Regions from separate parts of the Homo sapiens genome. Here region 2 is linked to region 1. Evidence: chromatin loops called from intact Hi-C (ENCODE). Cell type or tissue: heart right ventricle. All regions are shown on one strand. Each heading gives the region's core, and the rest is flanking DNA. Links, peaks and the distances in the headings are about the cores only. Region 1 has its middle 45 kb from the start of PDLIM5. Region 2 overlaps PDLIM5 (PDZ and LIM domain 5).

Region 1 (5,393 bases), core at 220-5,219:
CTCCATAGATTGCCAATGTCTTATCTAGGTCACTGATGAAAATGTCAGACAGAACCAAGCCTTGATTTGACACCTGCTAAACATTATTTATGTCCTAAAGCTGACATCAAACTATCTGCAACCATTCTATTTATAAGTTTCCTGAGCACCCTTCTGCGTTTCCAGATCTAAAGTGCAGTAGCGCTCTCAGCACTTAGCTGATAAATTTGCCTGAAAATACAGTGCTCCGAATTAGCATAGGAATCTTCTTTCTGTGACTCTGTGTACTTTCATCTATAATTTAGGGGGTGGTGGAAATTGTATGAGACAGAGCTTGAAGAGACTTGTAGTTTAGCTGTAGCTTACCCTAGTTAATTGTGTAATTTTGTGCAAATCACTTAATCTCTCCAGACCTCAGAAAATGAAGGTTAACCCAGATCAGCACTTCCCAACTCTGGCCTCCAAATTCCAGAGAGTTCTACTCACTGACGAGGGCCCACAGATGCATACGTAAACCAGACTTGCCAGTGTGAAAGACTGTGGAGTTAGCATGTTCAAAAGAGGACCTTGTACCTAAATAGATGGGAAGCACTGGTGTAGGTTCCAGACAAGCTTCTATATTTCTCTGTCAGCCTTTGACTCATAGAACCCCTTTCTGTATTTAACAAGAATGTGTATATTTAACAAGGATAAGAACAATCACTTCTGTTTTGTAGAAAAGTAGCAACACATAGAAAAGTATAATTAATTAATTTTCCCTATCTTACATGATGGCTTCTTAATTGACATAGGAATTGAATGCTGTCTTTTGAGTAAGTTTATTTTCTTCAGTTTAGTACTGTATAGGATCCTATTATATTTAATATCTTACCTTGATAACAGTTAAACTAGCATGAATGTTTAATTAAATTAAATACATAACCATTTTATTTTATTTAATTAAAATGTTGTCCTTCAGTTGATCACTTCCAATGAGAAGCAGGGGCAGAATGTATGTACAGTAAGTGACTTTGGTACAAGATAGAATTTGACTTTTCCCAGAATTAAGTGGTGGAGTTTCACTGTCAGCTAACATGAGCTATGGAATCTTGGCTCTCTTCAGAGCTACATGACTCCAGATACTCTTTTAATATGCCAGGAGATATTTAATCTATGATGTCAAAACTCACAGGAAATTCAAGCTAAAGAATGCATGTTACGTACTCATTAGGACACCAGAGAAATTTTTTCAGGTCATACTGACACACTGTATGTGGAACTGACGTCTTTGAGAGATCAAACTTTCATGGATATTTTAAAAATGTGAACCCTGGTAAATCTTCACAAGAAGATCATATGTAAGCAGCTACACACAAACTTAGATTAGGTTTGTTAACTGATGAATGCCAGAAACTGTGGTCTTTCTTAATTGTATGCAGAAAGATACACATTTTCCATTTCTGAGAGTTTGTGATGTATTAAAAAAAGTCAAATGAGAAAATAGGATGTTTCCATCTTAAAACTGGATGTCTGGTGGGATAATACACAAATTCAACAATTCCCTCTTTGCACACCCCAGACCTTGTGGGGTACGTAAGGGGTAGACCATGAGTTTACATCAGGGGTTCATGAACCTGCTTAGGCAATGAGCCTTAACTGTTAACTGCTAAATATTATATTTTGTATATTTGTACTTCTATCTATCTTTTAAATGTACGCTGTTGTGGTTAATACAATACTAATTCATTAAAAGGTGTTACTGAAATTATAGTATCTTTTTTATACTATCTTTTTGATGTTATAGATATATTAACCTCCAATTTTAAGAGCTCAAGAATTATCACATAGATGTCTGTGAAATTTTGCTTGTAAAGGGTCCTCATTTTGAAAGGTTGGGAACCACTCTCTTAATGGATTCGGGGAAAGTGACAGGCTGCTGGAAAGCTATTTTCGGCAAAAGGGCTCTCTTGTCGCAGCTGCCTGTGTGCTAAGATAAAGGGCAAAGTGTGACTTGAGAAGAAGCAATCTTAACTAGCGTTTGCCAGGCCACAGACTAAATTTTACTTGTGTGCATAGTACTTGGTGTGAGAAATGACATCTCTCCCAAATCTCAGGTGTCAGCTTGTTTCAAAGTTATTTGGCCAAAATAGCAATAAAAATACAATAGGTTCTAAATATTCTATTCAAGCTCACACTCCTAGGCATTATATTATACCTCCGAGTCACTGGGATTTCAAGGTTAGTGAAACAACATAACAGATATTTGCTGTGGGAGGAAGAAAATAATCAAGTATTAGCTGGAAGAAATACTGAACAACTTTAGGTGTAGGAAGTTTCGCATAAGAGAATCTAGTTATGGCAAGCGAGGAGGCTACCGCCCTCTAGTGGTGTCCTTTCTACTTCTCAGGTACTTTAGCATATCCCGGAGAAGTTGCCTCTTTTACTTATTTTTTTTTTTCAAGTTTACCATCTATTGCCAATCCCATCTTCACATCACAAAAGTCTTTCATTTACCTTGTTAAAAGGCACATATTCTCATTGTATTTTTATGTATTGGTGGGTTGTGTTCGTTGCTATAAAAAATTTTTACATTTAACAAAATGTAAAAGGTACTAAGATAGTTCTAGTTCTTACTCCCGAAGAAGCCTGCAATATAGGTGATGATAAGTACAAAGATAAAATTTATGGTACATCTTTTCCCATCAAGGTCAAAGAGTAATTATATATATATACATATATATATGTGTGTGTGTGTGTGTGTGTGTGTGTATATATATATATATATATTTTTTTTTTTTCTGGGACAGAGTCTTACTCTGTCACCCAGGCTGGAGTGCAATGGCATGATCTTGGGTCTCTGCAGCCTCGACCTCCCTGGGGTGAAGTGATCCTCCCACCTCAGCCTCCCGAGTAGGCAGGGCTACAGACACGTGCCACCACACCTGGCTGATTTGTAAAATTTTTGTAGAGATGGGGTCTCGCTATGTTGTCCAGGCTGGTCTTGAACTGTAGGCCTCAAGCAATCCTGCCACCTTGGCCTCCCAAAGTGCTGCAATTATACGCATGAGCTGCTGTGCCTGGCCAGTAATTGTATCTTATTTACTAGAAAAATAATCATTTGATCTTACATGCTTGACTCACTGGTCATTGGGATGATTTTCAGTATTTTCAGCTGCAATTTTTAAAAAAGAAAATCATAATGGGAGAGGAGTTACGGTGTTAAATAAAACTAGTGTAGGTGTGTGTGATGGGGGAGGATGGCAAAGGGAGAGGAGAAGATTCCTGTCTGAGCCGTGTCTCTTATTTACACCTGTTCTTAAACTGTCATATTTATTTGTTGCCTTGCTTGTAAGAAGATGAAAGGTGGTTAAGCTGTCACTGACAGGTTTATTTTCCATGTATTAAAATGACATGACTTGATTAATTGTCGGTGTAACGACCTAATTATTAATGAACCTGCTGTCATGTACATGAGTGTCCAGAAAAATGTCTGGATTCCCAGTCGATTTATATCTTACGACTTCAAATTCTTTGATCTCTAAGGGTGAAGTGTCTGCTAGGAACAGGAATAGAGGTTTTAGAATTGTTTCTATAACCAAGATCAGTAAATTCTCATCGTGTAAGTGAAAGAGCATCATTTGTACTAAATACCACATTCATTTGTGCATCCACATATGATAGGGCTGCGTAATGGCAGCAAGAGAATCCTAAAACAAGTCACTCTAAAAGATTTCAGAATATCCCTAAACATTTAAAAAATTTTGCCCATGTCTAGAGTGAGTCTTTAAAAAAAAAATATATATATATATACATATATATACTTAATTTTAAAATATTTTTAGAGCCTGGTCTGTGAAAAATATTTGAAGGTAAACTGACTTAGAATATGGTCTGACTTTGACCTCATAAAGTTTCTGAGGAAGTTAGTTGATTTTATAGGATAAATATGAACTGATTGTGTGATATTACAGGGAAAAAAATCCAATGTAGACATTGCCTGCATTAATATAAGTATGGTATTTAGATCAGTGCTGTACTCTACCCTGGTCAGACACATGTGAAATACTCTTCTCTATTATGGGCATCAGAGTTTAATGATATCGACAAACTACATAGTATTCAGCAGCAGGAAATGTGGGAAGCCATATGAAGAATACTTAAACTGGGGAAATTACTTCTAAAATACGAAAGATGTAGTGCTGTTTTAGCTCTTTTCAAATATATGAAAGACTGTGCTGTAAAGGGAAAGGGGATGTGGGAGGAAAGAGGTATTGAGTCTAAATCTATCGTTTTAAAGTTTCATTATTTTCTATGTGTAATTTGTCTTGAATTTGTTCCTTTCCATTCCTCTCATGTAATATGTTTCATGTATTTGTCCCAGTCCCCCTATTTTCAATGTTTGTACTTTAATTTGGATTATTGTATTAAATGTATATCTGGTTTTTACTGCTCATCCCTGCCCTCATCCAGCTTTAATTCTGATACTAAATGATTCATCCTAAAATATTCTTGATATCATGAAAGTATAATTTGAATTTACGTCTGACGTTAAAATGTCCTCATTCATAATTTATGCTGATTTTACTTATTTAGTCTTATTTTCTAGAATTCCCGGTGGGCTATCTACTATACTTAAGTTTGTTCCTTCACTATCCCACACCTGTCATGTTCTTTGTCATCTGTGCCTTTTCTCAGGTTGTATCCCTTAACTACTCACTTCTAAACCTCTGTCCAGAGATTCCTCTTAATGCATCAAATTCCTGTCTATTCTTGGAGAGCCATTACATGCCATTCTTTCCTTTAGGCCCTTCGTAAACTATTATAGCCATAATAATTTTGTCTCATAATTCCTATAGCCTATTTTGATTATACCATAATTTTTAATACTTGATTTTTTAGTAAGATGTGGCTACAAAATAATACCTATTCCATGACATTGCTCATCGATCTCATTCTAGTCAAATGTTATACTTTTAGAGTATTTTGTTGCACTAATGGCCACGATTTGTCCAAGCCTCCTTGTATCCATGACCTTGGATAGATCCTCCTATAATGACTCTGGACCCAGCCATTTGACGTAATTTGGCCAAAGAGACAATAATCAAATGTGATACCAAAAAACCTGAAAAGTGTTATGCACTGGGGCTTGCCTTGTCTTGCTTCTTGTGAGAACCCTAAGACACTTAAATGAAAAAGTTGATGAAAACATGTAGCCCAGCCATCTCTGTCTCCCAGTTCAGGGCCAATACTAACCAAGAGCCAGCACCAATTGCAAGACACATGAGTGTGGCTGTCCTAAGAACCACTAACCCCCAGCCAACCCAACCAGCAGATGCAGCTGAATGTCTGAGCCCAGGAAAGACCAGCAGAAGAACTGGCCAACTGACATTGCCAGCTGGCATTGCTAACTCACAGAATTGCTAGCCAGAAATATA
Region 2 (5,393 bases), core at 216-5,215, 94 kb before region 1:
TGGGTTTTTTAAAATAGGACAATCATCAGAAACTAAATGGTTTGATTGGCAATGAAAGAAATCCTTCTGGTGGCCAAGTGACAGGCACATCGGAGGAGAAACTTGGCAGTTCTCTAAAATAAATTCACACATGAACTGGACAATATTACTGCTCTTCTTGTCCCAATGTGAAGCTCTACTATCAAAACCATCTTCCTACTACACGATGAGAGGCTATTCTAAAACAGTATTATTTAGGAAAAGTCAGTGAAAAATACCCAAGTTATTCAAAAATTCTACTGGCTAAAGACAGATTAAGAAATCCTCTTGCAGTAATAATTTAAACACTGAATTAATATTCAGTATCCAAAAAGTTATTTCAAATCGGAGTACACCAGTCACTGAATTATCGTCCTGAGTTTGCTCAGCAGTTTAAGCAGTTTAGGTGGTGAGGGAGATGAGGAAGTGTAGACTATATAAAGTAATTTGCTTGCCACCCTAATAATTTACCTTTCTATGCCTCTGTTTTGTGACTATCAGTTACAGGGGGACATGGGAAATAATTTAAGTAATACCCAACATATCCTATATCTCTAAACTTGAAAACAGAAAGACAATCATTACCAAAAATGTCTGTCTACGAATTAAAACCAACATTTTCAAAATAACAAACTAGAAAGGAAAAAACCTTACCAAAGCTCGCCCTGCAAAATATATGGCTAGTACCTACAGCAGTGGCAACAATCACAAAGATATCTATTTCAATATGCTTCCTGGATAGTTAGATGTTTTACATGTATTAACTTTTTTTTTTCTTTTAATGAGGTGGAGTCTCACTCCATTGTCCAGGATGAAGTGCAGTGGCATGATCTTGACTCACTGCAACCTCTGCCTCCTGGGTTCAAGCAATTCTCCTGCCTCAGCCTCCCGAGTAGCTGGGATTACAGGTGCATACCACCCCGCCCGGCTAATTTTTGTATTTTTAGTAGAGATGGGGTTTCACCATGCTGGTCAGGCTGGTCTAGCACTCCTGACCTCAAAAGATCCACCCACCTCGGCTTCCCAAAGTGCTGGGATTACAGGTGTGAGCCACTGCGCCCGGCCTTAACTTACTTAATCTCATAAAAATCCTATGGAGTAGATACTTTTATCCTCAATTTGTAACTGAGAAAACAAGATGGAAAGAACTTAAGTTGCTAGTCTAAGGTCACAGAGCTAAAGATCACAGGGCTGGGGCTGGAACCCAGGCAGTGTGACTCCAAAGCCCATCTCATGACCACCATGTGGGCTGCCGCTTACCCTACACATCATTGCCATCCTCCCTCCTGAGATAACACATTTGACACATTGCACATTTGATTCTTTAACAGTTGAATCCCTCAATCTCACTATCTGTTCTTCCTACTTAAATATAGTAGGCTGGATAAGTCAGGAGTTTTCACTCTCTTAAAGCCTAACTCTAGATGGCTGCCCTGATTAACTCTCGGTATGTCTCTTCTAGCTTCCAGGAGAAACACAGCTATTTCCAAACATCACACAAGCTTCAAAACAAATTTCCTCAGTCACAAATTCTAACCACCTAGACCAAAAAGGAAGAGAGAAAAGGAAGCAGAAGAAGAGTAGGAATAAGGGAAAAGGGGAGAGAAATGAAGAAAAAGAAGGAAACGAAGAGAGAAAAGTAGCAGAAAAGGCAGAGCCCCCAAAGTCCCCTTTCTTCATTCTATAAATCTCTGCAGTTCTCCTACTGAACCTTACTCCATAACCCCATTAGTAGGCTCATCCAGAGAGGAAAGAAGTCAGCCTTCTGAGTTTTTCTCCCATCCCTGATGGGTATCACTATTTCTTCCCAATATTTTTATTTTGGTGGGAAGATCTTCCTTGGTATGCCCTTGATGAATGATGATGGAAGTCTATCTCTGAGAAGAGGGAGGTTGGTTGAGTGAGGGAGGAATAAGAAGATCTCAAATATGATTGAAAAATGAAATAATATAGAGCACAGCTTCTCAAACTGTGAGGATTGTCAGTCTTTTAAAGTCTCCAATCTGTTTCAGGCTAATACTTTAGTAAAATACAACAAAAACCAAGTTATCAGAAAAATGAACTCTAAAAAACTATAAAATACAGGCCCCAAATTCTTATTATTAGATTCAACAGACATAAAATTACTGTCAAATTGCTATAAAAATTTCTAAATTCTTACTCTCAATTTCTGAACTTATGTTGTCATAAACTGACAAATCCACAGGCAGCACTTTGATTAGCACTACACTGGAACAGCAAAGACCATTTTTTATGCCCTCAATGCCATAAAATTAGGCAGGGTACAGTAGCTCACGCCTGTGATACCAGCACTTTGGGGGACCCAAGTGGATAGACTTTTTGAGCTCAGGAGTTTGAGCCCAGCCTGGGCAACATGGCAAAACCCCATCTCTACAAAAAATAAAATAATATTAAAAAGATTAGCCAGGCATAGTGGCACACACCTGTAGTCTCAGCTACTCAGGAGGCTGAGGTGGGAGGATCGCTTGAGCCTGGGAGGTCGAGGCTGCAGTGAGGTGTGTTCCTGCCACTGTACTCCAGCCTGGGCAAGACCTTGTCTGAGAAAAAAAAAAAAAAAGGCCAGGTATAGTGGCTCACACCTGTAACTCCAGCACCTTGGGAGGCCAAGGTGGGTGGATCACTTGAGCCCAGGATTTGGAGACCAGCCTGGCCAACATGGCGAAACCCTGTCTCTACAAAAAATACAAAATTAACTGAGCATGGTGACACATGCCTGTAGTCTCAGTACTGGGAAACTTGAGATAGGAGGACCATTTGAGCCTGGGAGGTGGAGGGTGCAGTGAGCCAAGATCACGTCACTGCACTCCAGCTTGGGAGACAGCCAGATTCTGTCTAAAAATAAATAAATAAATAAATAAATAAATAAAATCCATAAACTTTGAAAGAAATAAATTTAGAAAAATATTCTTCCTAGGAATATTACCAGGAAGGAGCAGACACGATTATCAGCAACTTTTTAAAAAGTCTTCTTTATACTTTGTATTTTAAAAATTAGAAGTAAATAAAAGAACTAAAAAATACTATTTTAGTTGCTATCACTTCTTTTATGGAAAATAAAGACCGGAATTCTCAAAACACCTTTTCTGCCCCTTTTCATGCTTTCTTTGTTCTTCTTCCCCTCTCTAGTCTGCCATCAATTCCCCAGTGAAAAAATGAAAAATGCCTGTATAACTTACATAAAACTTTCCTGAGGCCAAATATTGTGAATATCAATCCTCTAGTTTAAGACTTGGTAAAATGTTAACTGTTATATGAATATCCCTTTGGCTGAAAATGAAGGAATTCACAAATATTAATAAAGTTCACAGCTTTTCAAAAATTCTTACAAGGTTTCAGATGCTCTGAAAGGGGTTGCTTTTGCTAACAGGTGCAGAAACTTAATCAGAAAAAATTATACTTTGAGTTATCAAAGTACAGAGAGTCACCACTGTCAAAGTGATACCACTTCTAGATTCTCTACTATGTACAAGGTTTTTACATTAAAAGCGTCTGTCTAATGAAAGGAAATACATACAGTTCTTAAAATATATGAAAAGTATGGTCATGCTGGGTATCCTCAGGGGATTGGTTCCAAGACCCCCTGCAGATACAAAATTCTACAGGTGCTCAAGTCCCTTAATCAGCAGTCCGAACCTTTTTGACACCAGGGACTGGTTTCATGGAAGACAATTTTTCCACAGGTGGGTCAGGGGGAGGGGAGGATGGGTTACAGTTTCAGGATGAAACTGTTCTACCTCAGATCATCAGGCATTAGATTCTCATAACGAGCCTGCAACCCAGATCCCTTGCACGTGCAGTTCACAATAGGGTTCGTGCTCCTCTGAGAATCTAATGCCACTGCTGGTCTGAGAATCTAATGCCACTGCTGGTCTGACAGGAGGCGGAGCTCAGGTGGTAATGCTCACTCACCTGCCACTCACCTCCTGCTGTGCAGCCTGGTTCCTAACAGGCCATGGATCTGTACCCATCCATAACCCGGGGACTGGGGACTAGTGCCTTATATAAAATGGCATAGTATTTGTATATAACCTACACGCATCTGCCTATATACTTTAAATCATCTCTGGATTACTTGTCATGCTTAACACAATGTAAATGCTATGTAAACTGTTGTTATACAGTATTAGGTTCTTTTCTTTGTATTTTTTATTGTTACATTGTTTTTCTTCCAAACATTTTCAATCCACAGATGCAGAACCTGCAAATATAGAAGACTAATATAATATATATTTTTCACCTATGTGTTTGTTGTAGCTTTTGTTAGAACCTTATGAATATATGACTTATTCAATAAATAAATAAATGAAAGTTTCCATTTATTTCCAAGAAAGGGGTGAAAAAATACAGATAATTACTTTTTTCCTCCATTTTATATTTTTTCTCTCTTGTAATTAAATAAAGACCTGTGGTTATTGTAACAGTAAAATATAATATGCATGTCTCTTAATTATAAGAAAGACTTTATTTTTCAGAGAAGGCTTCGCTTTTTCCAGAAATATCTATTAACATAAATTATATTTTGGTGACCATTTGGTCTAACCAATCTTATCTCAAATTATTTTGAAAGTGTTCAAGTTCTCATTCATATGGTCTACTAAAGTAGACCACAATACCCAACCCTAAATACTTCCATAAAATAATTTGTGATTCACATTTTTACCATTAACAGCTACATTTTTACCGTTAACAGCTTTTATACCTATTGTTTGAGCAATCTGCTAAATGAGAATAAAATATCAGATAGTTATAATTATGAAGTCACATAATAAAGTAAAACAGGCTTTATAAAAAAATTTAATTGCCTTGTGAAAGGTCACACATGAAGGATTAAAGAACCTACTTTTCCAAAACACAAATGTGAGAGGAGGAGAAAAACCCTCAAAACTTTACTTATGATTCAGAGGTCTTCCCACCCACATCAGTTTCCCCTCCTCATCTTACAGTGGATGCACACATGCATTCATTCATTCTGTACACATCCATTAAGCATCAAAGAGGCAATGGGAAATGGCAATACAGCAGTGAACAACAACAACGAAAATGCAAGTGTTGCCTTGTGAAGTTAGTATAGAAAGTAATTAAATAATTAGTAAAATTTCAGTATTTAAATACAATTCTCATAAATGTGCTACTTCTTTAATGCAAGGTATTTTGAGAAGTGACATGCATGTCTCAACTAGTCTAGGAGTCAACCAGGTTAGTTCCTCAGAAAGTCCAAGTGTTAGCTAGGCAGAAAGAATTTCAAAAAGAAGACCCATATGTGTGAAAGTCGTGAACTGTGAATATGTCATTATGATAGCAAAAGTTTTTTAAATGAAATATGAAAACACAAAAGCATCTCTATTAAATAAATT

The links. Hi-C counts contacts between places; a loop is a spot of excess contacts. Peaks named below come from ENCODE experiments on the same cell type or tissue, not always from the same donor. Only the 100,000 strongest peaks of a DNase experiment are listed, where the experiment ranks them.
Region 2: a loop joins it to region 1, with 3 times the contacts of the local background. A loop is called at or near these places in 6 of 110 quality-filtered maps.

Annotation. Positions count from the first base shown.
Region 1 is chr4:94,403,814-94,409,206 of GRCh38, reverse strand. No RefSeq gene overlaps it. Among named protein-coding and RNA genes, the nearest start is that of PDLIM5, 45 kb to the left of the region's middle. In heart right ventricle, for the core only: CTCF peaks have their summits at 2,145 and 2,345 (motif pointing left); a DNase peak (open chromatin) is centred at 2,336; H3K27ac peaks cover 3,059 bases.
Region 2 is chr4:94,498,285-94,503,677 of GRCh38, reverse strand. The region is part of intron 2 of PDLIM5 (PDZ and LIM domain 5); the gene reads right to left. Among named protein-coding and RNA genes, the nearest start is that of PDLIM5, 49 kb to the right of the region's middle. In heart right ventricle, for the core only: no CTCF peak of the experiment used is centred there; a DNase peak (open chromatin) is centred at 2,804; H3K27ac peaks cover 2,812 bases.